Linked DNA regions of Mus musculus: region 1 is linked to region 2. The links are chromatin loops, found by intact Hi-C in ENCODE. Cell type or tissue: gastrocnemius. All regions are shown on one strand. Region 1 overlaps Baiap2l2 (BAI1-associated protein 2-like 2). Region 2 overlaps Pla2g6 (phospholipase A2, group VI).

What was found. Hi-C counts contacts between places; a loop is a spot of excess contacts. Peaks named below come from ENCODE experiments on the same cell type or tissue, not always from the same donor. Only the 100,000 strongest peaks of a DNase experiment are listed, where the experiment ranks them.
Region 1: it touches region 2 in a loop (2.1-fold over the local background); 2 of 42 quality-filtered maps call a loop at or near these places.

The regions. Positions count from the first base shown.
Region 1 is chr15:79,268,137-79,273,136 of GRCm38, forward strand. Baiap2l2 (BAI1-associated protein 2-like 2) reads right to left here. Exons shown (of 14, transcript NM_177580.3): 5 at 3,389-3,460; 6 at 3,066-3,182; 7 at 2,370-2,516. Among named protein-coding and RNA genes, the nearest start is that of Baiap2l2, 15 kb to the right of the region's middle. In gastrocnemius, a CTCF peak has its summit at 3,133; DNase peaks (open chromatin) are centred at 2,361 and 3,149; H3K4me3 peaks cover 1,482 bases; H3K27ac peaks cover 1,480 bases.
Region 2 is chr15:79,321,727-79,326,726 of GRCm38, forward strand. The region is part of intron 1 of Pla2g6 (phospholipase A2, group VI); the gene reads right to left. Among named protein-coding and RNA genes, the nearest start is that of Pla2g6, 4.1 kb to the right of the region's middle. In gastrocnemius, no CTCF peak of the experiment used is centred here; DNase peaks (open chromatin) are centred at 1,951, 3,846 and 4,748; H3K27ac peaks cover 2,906 bases.

The DNA of each region.
Region 1 (5,000 bases), 54 kb before region 2:
GGCCTTGTTGGAGCAAGTGTGTCACTGTGTAGGTGGGCTTTGAGGGCTTCTAGTGCTCAAGCTCCGCCCAGAGCAGAAGAGACCCTCCTCCTGGCTGCCTTTGAATGAAGATGTAGAACTCTAGGCTCCTCCAGCACCATGTCTGCCCGCATGATGCCATGCTTCCCGCCATGATAATGGACTGAACCTCTGAAAGTGTAAGGCAGCCCCAATTAAATGTTGTCCTTTATAAGAGTGGCTGTGGTCATGGTGTCTATTTTGAACAATAAAACCCTAAGTAAGACAATGGCTAAAAGCAAAATGACTGTAATAAGGGGCAGGTGAGGATGTGGCAAGATCACAAACTGACAGGCAAAATGGTGTAGGACTTAGGACGAGTATCAGGAAGTTTCTCAAATGGTTGAATGTGACACTATCATAGGACCACACACTCCCATAGCTGAATACCCAAGGGAAATGAGAACCTGCCACACAGTGGCTCTATTAAGGATGTTTCAAAGAATAGCCTCCTTCCTCCAGCAACCAGCAGGGATTGGACATCCAGACAATGGAACTCACTTCTGCAGGGAGAGGAAAGCCAGTAACAAGGGCCCCACCTCCAATGGCTCCTTTGCTATGAATGCCCACAATGGGCCACTCTCCTGAGACAGGAAGTGATCAGGGGTCGTGCAGAGCAGAGGACCAGATGGGGAGTGGCAGCAGGGAACTGGGTTGGGCTCTACACTTGATTTGTGGTTATGTTGTGTACTGTACATCTAACAGAAAACAGCTAGTCATCTGTGGTGAGTGGGGGGATGGCCATAGCATCCCTTGAGAGAATATAAGAAATGATGTATCCATGACTGTGGGAATGACAGAGAGGGCAGTATGAGGACACAGTGACTCAACCAGGCTGATAAGAATGAGGGGTGAGGGAAGGAAGGACAAGTGGGGTACACAGTCAGCTCAGGTCAGTTAGGAAGATACACCCTAGACCAGTGGTTCTCAACCTTCCTAATGCTGCAACCCTTTAATACAGTTCCTCATGTTGTGGTGACCCTCAGCCATAGTTATTTTTGCTGCTACTTCATAACTGTCATTTTGCTACGATTACGAATCATAGTGTAAATAAATATCTGCGCTTTCCAATGGTCTCAGGCAACCCCTGTGAAAGATCAGTCAACCCCAAAGGGGTCGTGACCCCCAGGTTGAGAACCCCACCCTAGGTGTAGCCGGCATCAGTTTGAATGGGGGCAGTGGAATTCCAATTTAGAAGTTAGGCTGTGGGCTGCGAATGCAGCTCTGCTGGTAGAGCTCCCGTCTGCACGAATGAAGATAGTCCCGCCTGGGCTCAGTCTCTAGCACCACACGACCCTGTGTATGGTGCAACGTGCCTGTCACTCCAGTACTTGGAGATAGAGGAAGGAGGGTTAAACGTTAAAGTTCATCTTTAGCTACACAGTGGGTTAGAAGACAACGTGGGCTAGATGAGATGTTGCCTCAAGGAAAAAAGAGGAGGAGGAAGGCCAGAAATAGGGAAAAAGAAGGGAGAAAAGAGGAAATCACCATCATCGCCATCACCACTATCACCACCATCATCATCATCACAGGTTGTCAGACTGGTCAAACGCCAAAACCTAGTCCACATGTTGTTAACAGAAATCCATACATGAAGAGAAACAAGACCAATGTTAGAATTAGAGTGCAATTAAAAGCATAAAACCAGACTAAGAGAACATCAAACACACACACACACACACACACACACACACACAGAGAGAGAGAGAGAGAGAGAGAGAGAGAGAGAGAGATGATATTTATGGGAAAGGTCTAATAGTCTTAAGCCTCAAAGCACAAAACAACATGATAACTAAATACAGAAAACAAACGTATTAGCAATCCAATAGAATTGAGAAGACCGGACTGTTCTGCAGACCGCACAAAGCTTCAAGGGGTTCACTTAGACGGCACAATTAATGTCTTATTGTTGAACAAACCTACCACCGAATGTAAGGAGGGTGGGCATATACATTCAGGATTTTTTTTTATGGGGAACAGCAAAATTTTCCTTTGTAAAGGAGATTGCAGCCAAAGCCTGAGGATCTGTGTTTGATTCCTGGAAGTTAATAAAAGTTGAAAGACAACCAACTTCTCAGAACGATCCTCTGACCTAATTAAATAAGTGACTTGAATTTGAGTGCATAAACATGTGTCTGCAAAACAAACCATGAATTAACAATACATACAAATGAACACAGAAACAGTGTGGCGAGATTAATTGCTACTCAAAGAAAGCAAAGGGGAAGGAAGGAGCGTTCCTGCTCCTGCGTCCTGCGCAGTCGCACAACCGCCCCGGGAGGGCGTGGCTTGCTCTCCCCAGCCCGACTCACCCGGCCCAAGAACTGCAGGAAAGTGTTGGAGAGCAGCAGGTGCTTCTCAGCCAGGAAGCGGTAGCGCCGCTTCTCTTCCAGCTCGGCGGCGCGCTTGCTCTCGGACACGAAGGCCTGCATCTGGGCGTGCAGCCGGTTCACACTCTCCTGGGGGCAGGAGAAGATTCTGGCTAGGGGTCTGAGCCCTTCTGACTTAGATGTCCCTCTCCAATCCTCCCCTGAACACGCAGTTTGCATCTTCACCCTGTGACCCACTGGCCTGGGTACTATGGCTCTGTTTCTGGTACCCTGCACAGAGGCGTGCAGACGTTGCCATAGAGATGGCGGTTTAAGGAAACAGGGATGGGAGTATGAGTGATGCTCTCCTTGGAAGGGGAGAGAGAGACCGGAGCTCATTAAAAGGCGCTAAAGGAAGCAAAGGTTGAATCTTGGGTTTGGATCCCAGAGACAGAGGCGGGGATGGGAGTGACCTTGCAGGGACTGAATGCTTCTTTCCAGGCACGCTGTGAGTGGAACGTTTGCTCTGCGGGGCCAATGATCTCATTTTCTCAGTGAGACTGAGGAAGGGAGGGATGCTGAGGGTGGCCGTCGGTGACTATCCAGCTGTGCTCCCCACAGCTGTGTTCTTTTTGGGCAGCTCACAAGGGTGCTAGGTTTCCCCCAGAGACCTGTCCTCAGCCTCTCACGCTTTCATACCTTCATCTCCCGCGCGTTTTTGTCTCTCTTGCGTTCCATGCGCCATAGCTCAGACATGCACTTCTCCAGGTTGGCCGCTCGGTGGCGATACTCAATCTCGTAGTGTTGGCAGCTATCCTGGGGTAGGACAGAGACAGGCAGGGGATCCGCACATTAAAGAGGTCAGGACTCAAAGTAATGGACCGAGGGGCCCAGATGGGACTATGTACAATCTGGGTCAGATGAATGCTTGGCGCTGCCCTGTGTGGCCCTTCTATTGCGAGGGGTATCTGTGTGTCCTGCCTGGGAGGGGCTGGGGTAGAGGGACAGAGGGACAGACTTACCTTGATGAACTGCATGTCCAGCTTGGTGTTCTTCTCCATGTGCTGAAGCAAGTCTCCGTGGAATGTCTGCACCTGAGCGGAGCGCAGGATGGGTGTGACCAGGGTGCCCTTTGACCCAGACCCCAACACCCCAACAGATTTACTTGTTATCACAATGCTGCCCACCTCAAAAAAGTCCAAATTATATATATATGTATATTTATATGTATATGTATGTGTGTATATATGTATATGTGTGTGTGTATATGTGTGTGTGTGTGTGTGTGTGTGTGTGTGTGTGTGTGAGCTGCTCTCCTTTTGCTTCCAATTTGCTTTGTGACTTTGAACTAGTTGCTATGCTACTACGCTGGGTTTCGGTTTCCCCAGGACTTGGTCTTATGAGTTCTGATGCTGTGGGCTGGGTAGGGTCCTGGCATGTCCCCATACCCTCTATCAGCCTCTCTGAGGCCTCCCGATGCTGGGAAGAAGTCAGGCCTGAGCCATTGGGTATTGGCTTCATGGGAACAAGTTTACCCCCATCCCTCTGTCACATTCACTTCCGACAGCTCAGCATGTCTTCCTGTATCCTTTCTTCCCCTGTGTAAGACTTCCTGCTGCCCTGGGCCCTTCCCCTGGGGCGAAGATACCACACAGAAAAGGAATTCTGGGAACCCAGGTGCTGAGAGTTAGTATACTAGCACAAGCTGAAGGTTCTCCAGTGGCTGCTCCTGAGAACTTGTCGTGACTGGTCTGCCAGTGCCAGTCTAGCCCTTGAACCACACCTGCCACCGCCAACCTGTGCCCGGGGAATCTTTATAAAAACAAGAAATAGAAATGTGGATCATTTGAACTCAGGACCTCTGGAAGCGCAGTTGGTGCTCTTAACCACTGAGCCACCTTTAATCCCAGCACTCGGGAGGCAGAGGCAGGCGGATTTCTGAGTTCAAGGCCAGCCTGGTCTACAAAGAGAGTTCCAGGACAGCCAGGGCTAGCTACACAGAGAAACCCTGTCTCAAAAAACCAAAAAAAAAAAAAAAAAAAAAAGAAAGAAAAGAAAAGAAAAGAAAAGAAAAGAAAAGAAAAGAAACGTGGATCACTCTAGAATACCGAGTGTTTCTGCTGGCGGGACTACTGGTCAGGTGCAGAGCTCCTTACACCTAACATGCTTGTCCATCCTGCGATTTCCGGGCAGACACATCTGGGTGTTCTGCACACCCCTATCTCAGCCCAACCAGCCAATATAAACCACGGAGCTTAGGGAAGGTGTGGGGTTGGGCAGGTCCTGAAACCAAAGCCACTCTGTGACCAGAGCATCAGTAAAGACAGTGAATGGTAGAAGTGTAGAAATAGCCTTGAACCTCTTGGGAAGCCACAGAATATTTTAAATGGACCAAGCTAACACACTGGACACGCTCAGAACACTTTAACAGGGAGAGCCTGCCTGTGGAGACCGTGACACAGAAAGCCACAGAACTCCACGAGTGGGCATGAGTGGGAAGCAGAGCAGCTTGGCCTGACCCTCCAGCTGCAGAAGTCCCTTATCACGCCCCTCAGGGGGCTAATCAGCGTGGCAGCAAAGCCGAGTCTCTTTTTTCACTGCTCATGTGCGCTCTGCCTGTGTTCTCGTGCCTAT
Region 2 (5,000 bases):
GGTTTGGTCTTGCTGTCTGTTGCAATGCTAAGTGCAGCCCTGGACTCTGTACATAGACCTGTGACCCTGTCCCCAAGCTATTTCTGATTGGTAAATAAAGATGCCAACAGTCAATAGCTGGGCAGAAGAGACAGAGGTGGGGTTTAGGATCCCCTAGCTAGGGGTCAGAGGAGAACCTAGAGGAAGAAGAAGAGAAGCCTCCATGGGTTAAGTGAGCCATAAAAAAACGCAGCCCTGAGGGCTGGCCAACTGGAGTTAAGGGCAGCCCAGATGAAACATAGTAACTGATAACTCGGGGTTATCTATCGATCGGAAAGTAGAGTTTAACAGCATGGAGGGCAGACAGCTGCCCAGCTCTTGTGCTGTTTAAGGCTTGCTTACTGTAGATATAAAGGTCATGTGTTTCTTTTATCTGGGAACTAAGCAAGCAGTCAAAGGAGGGGTAGAAACCCCAGCTCGGGATTAAAACACACAAACAAATAAATGAGTGCACAAACGTCGAAGTGTGTGTGCTGTGTCAGCCAGTGGCAGGAATCCGTGTGCTGTGGCCCCTGCATCTTTCCATCATGTAGGTGCCAAGAATCAAACTCAAGTTGTCGGGCTAGGTAGCAAATGCCTTTACCCACTGAATAATCTACTGCCCTTGGCAAGAAGACAATCTTACAGGGTATGATGGTTCACATTATGATCCCAGCCCTTAGGAATCTAAAGCGGTTGGATCCAGTCTGGTCTCACAGTGAGCTCTAGGACAGAGTAGCCTTGTCTCAAGTAACAACAAAAATCTTTCCTTTTATACCCCAGCAAGCACTCTGTGTGTGTATGTCACTGGGATGTGCATGTTCAGATGTGTGTGTGTGTGTGTGTGTGTGTGTGTAAATGTGCACAGAGGCCAGAGGTCAACCTCAGCTGCCATTGCTCAGGATTTTGAGATAAGGCCTCCTCAGCAGCTCCTGGAGTTAACTAACTTGTCATGCGAGTTCTGGGGACTTCCCCAGCTGCAGAATCATCAGCACACACCACCACTGAGGACTGGGCTCGGGTCCTCCGGCTTGTGAGAGCTGCTCTTTACCAACTGAACTGTTTCTCTGACAGATTCTGAGTGACTGTCAGCCTGGGCACACCTGGCACCTCCCTCCGCCCCATCCTAAGCTCGTATCACTTCCTCTGCACAGCCACCCTCCCACACGGTTATCCTCGCTTCGAGTGGGAGGAAGCTAAGGCACAGAAAGGCAGCGGGCCATTCCCAAGGTCACACAGCTGACAGGGACAGGGACGAGTGCTACAGTCCAAGGCGAGCAGCTCCAGAGTCTAAGCTTCTTCAGGAGGCTCCCAAGGTCTCTCACCCTAGTGCCAAGCTTGGCTCCATTCAAGATTCTTGTGAGGAAATTTAACTGAGTAAGTATTTTGCACAAACTTCTTTTAAAAAAAAAAAAAAAAGGGACTGGTGAGATAGCGCACCATTCTTCCCTTCCCCCACCCCTACCCCGACACAAATAAAAATGTAAATTAAATCCAAAACTAAAAAAGGCATAGACAGGAGAAGCATACCAGGATATCTGGAGGAGATGAAGGTCCTGGTTACATGAGTAACACTGTTGCTGTTCTCGATTTTCCAAATGGCACACAAAATTACTATGGTTTTATAGAAAGCAGGTGTAGGCTGAGTCCTGGGCTCTGTGGTTTTATGCAGATGTGCCAGAGGCCAGGCCAGATGCAGAGAGGTGCTCCAGGAAGTGGGGCAGGGTGCACCCAAGAGCCTCACTGGTTTAAATCCACTTGTCTGTGGGATCAGCAGCCTCACTCAGAGGAAGTCCTCACCCCAGCATTCTCTGACAGAGACATGTCCCCTATGTTGAAAGGCCTGGCCTCTGTCCAGCCTCCTGGGGCCAGTGTGATACAGGATATGACACAGTAACTAAGGAAAAGGCCAGACGCCAACCCACTGTGACAACACCACCAGCAGCCATTGTTCTCTTCAGGTGGAAGAGAGGAAATGAACTCTGTGGACCCATGGGCCACACACATCCTGGAACAAGCATGGCAGGGCCAGGCAGGAATGCTACAAAGCATTTATGTGCCTACTTCTTGGCATCCTGCCGCTACCATCTCGGCCAGGCTGCCATCAGGGCAGCTAAGGAATCTTCCACTGGGGGCCTCCCTCAAACCTCTTGGGGCTTAGTCTCACAGTTTTTACATTCCTGTAACATTGTTTTCTACTGCTGACAACTGTCACTACTGCTCTGCCCCAGAGCTGGCTCCTAGATGAGGTCATCTGACACAGAACCCCTGTTTCCAGCCAGAGATGCCACAACTGAAAAGGGCCAAGCCAAGCCATTCATGGTGCCAGTGCCGGTGACGACCCTTCATGCAGCCTAAGGTTAAGATCTGTGGCTTCTCCCCTTGTCTCTAACCCATTCCCTGTCAGTGTGCCGCCTTGGTTTGCTTCTGGAAGGCAGATGGTGTCTGTGGACATCTACAGCTCTCCTGGAGGAACGGAAGACAAGACCAGAGAAGAGTATACTCACATCAGAGATGGAGAGATCCATCCAGAGAGGGCCTCAGATGGAGGGTTCAGATGACAAACTATAGAAATACACTCTGGCCACCAAAATGAAAACCAAACAAGAGCCCTGGAGGGACCATGGAAGGGTCTTCAGTGAGCCCCCCAGGAGGGGCTACTTGGGTCCATGAGGGCCAGGCTCAGAGTGTGTGGTCCCTGGGGAAGGACACTGGAGGACAGGACTTGAGTTCTAAGGAAAGACAGAAGACAGCTGAGGGGGGTGGGGAGAGGCCCTCCTGGCATGCACAGCAGGGGTCACAGCTGGGAGGACAGAGGCATGCATGGCCACCATGGGTGATCACTGTCACCTGGACTGGCTGAAGGAGGTCTGCATCCACCTCTGCCGTGGTGAAGGGCGGGTCTCAGGAAGACTGCTCTCACTCTGAGGGTCACTCTCCTGGCAAGGCTGCCAGGCTGTTCACCTTCCCTCCTCCCTTTTGGATGCTTGCAGGTAGAAACTGCTTGGCGGGAGCCATGATCCATCCAGTCCATTCTACAAAACCCAGAATGTCCTCCCTGCTCATGCGAGCCCCCCCCAACCCCCACTCCTCATTCTGAGTCCACTCTCACTCCAAAGGCAGAGTAAGCAGTGGACTGACCCCTCCCTACAAGCCGGCACTCAACGTGGTTCAAAATGGAGGTACATGAGTCTAGGTCATGGTCTAGCCTTACACACATGGCTCCTCTATGGCTGTCTAGCACACAGACTACAAACTGAATGGCCATATCTCCCGGTGGAATGACAGTACCTCACTGCTGATGGACTCTATGCCATATGGATCTCCAATACTTCAGAAAGCCCAAACTCTAGAGAATGTATCAGAATCCTCAGAAAAGGCCCAGCCTGCACTCCAGCCCCCTGACGTGACTCTAGTCATTCAGTCCCAGCAGACAGGTCACATGTGTGCCTCAGTGTCCTTGGGCGCTCCTGCACCTTCACTCCCTGGCCTGTATCACTCCTACCCCCACTTAACATCTCTCTCATAATAGACAAAGGATATGCACTCAAATAAACCTCCCCTTTCTTGTCTCTCAAGAACCAGTTTGGAGGCCACTTCCTCCAGAAAGCTCTTTTCTCCCCTCAGCCTTTCCCCTTGGCAACCCTACTCCATGGGGTCCCTCACAAAGGACCGTGGCACTGCTTTGATTCCTTAGGGTGCATGGCACCCACTTCCAGCAGCTGTTTGATGTAAGTGAACAAATCAATGGACATCTGTGAGCCACCAGCCTGCGTCCCTAAGGCAGTGGGACAGGGATCCCATGCCCCCGCACATCTGGCTCTCACACCACAAAGCAAGGCGGGTGAACCCAGCCTCTGGCTTTCCTCCAAGGACCACCTGCTCCCCCACCAGGAGACCCTTCCTCCAGCACTGCTGCTCTTGGGACTGGTTGGTTCCTCTGGGAAAATCAGTTTTACTGCCCAGCATGGTTCCAACATCGGTTCTCAGTGTTTCAGCCTTTTTAGAGATGAAACTGCCTCCACCTGACACAGACAAGCATGGAGGGAGGAGAACCAGGCCAGAACACCTGAGCCTTCTTGTCTCAGGTAATGGCTGTAGGGGCTTTCAGGAGCACACCCAAACACACAGGACTGCCCGCCAATTCCCACAGCACGTCTCATGATTAGATTACTGGGGTCACCCTCCTGAGCAGCTGACACCTATCCCTGTCCACCCCACCCCACCTCCATGGCTCCAGGCTGAGGACCTGAGGTCCAATCCAAGTACCAGGCCCCTGCTGTCACTTGACTTCCTGCCACTTTTGTATCTGTTCACGCTGCCCAGGAGAGCACACCCTCTACACAGGCCACACTTATTCATGTGTACACACACATACACACACACACACACACACACACACACACACACACACACACACACACGTAAACTCAGTGCTCAGGAGGCAATTCCTTCCAGGATATTCTTAGTTATATCATTCTATTGGATGCCTTGGAAATCCCTCTTAAGCATGCCACCATAATTACATTTAACAAGACAAGCAACCCCTAGGGAGGGGAAATGCTGTAAGCCAACAGAAGGAGCCCTTAGACAACATGACAGTCTCATGGCAGTCTCATGGCTGGTGTCACACTGTAGGGCACAGGTCCCCTGACTTCCTACAGGGTGCAGGAGGAAAGGCATCTGCCCCATGAGCAATTGGATTCAGCAACACGCCACACTGAACAGTGTCTGCCATGGTCCCTTGGGCATAGCTGCCTGGGGCGGGTCACTGCCACTGCCCTCAAAGCTGGAGAGATTCCAGGAAGTTAAGAGCACTTGATACTCCTGAAGAGGACTCGGGCTCAGCTTCCAGTACCTACACGGCAACCCACACCTTCTTTAAAAAAAAAAAAGATTTATTTTTTATTTTATGTATGTGAGTACACTGTCACCGACTTCAGACGCACCAGAAGAGGACATCAAATTCCATTACAGATGGT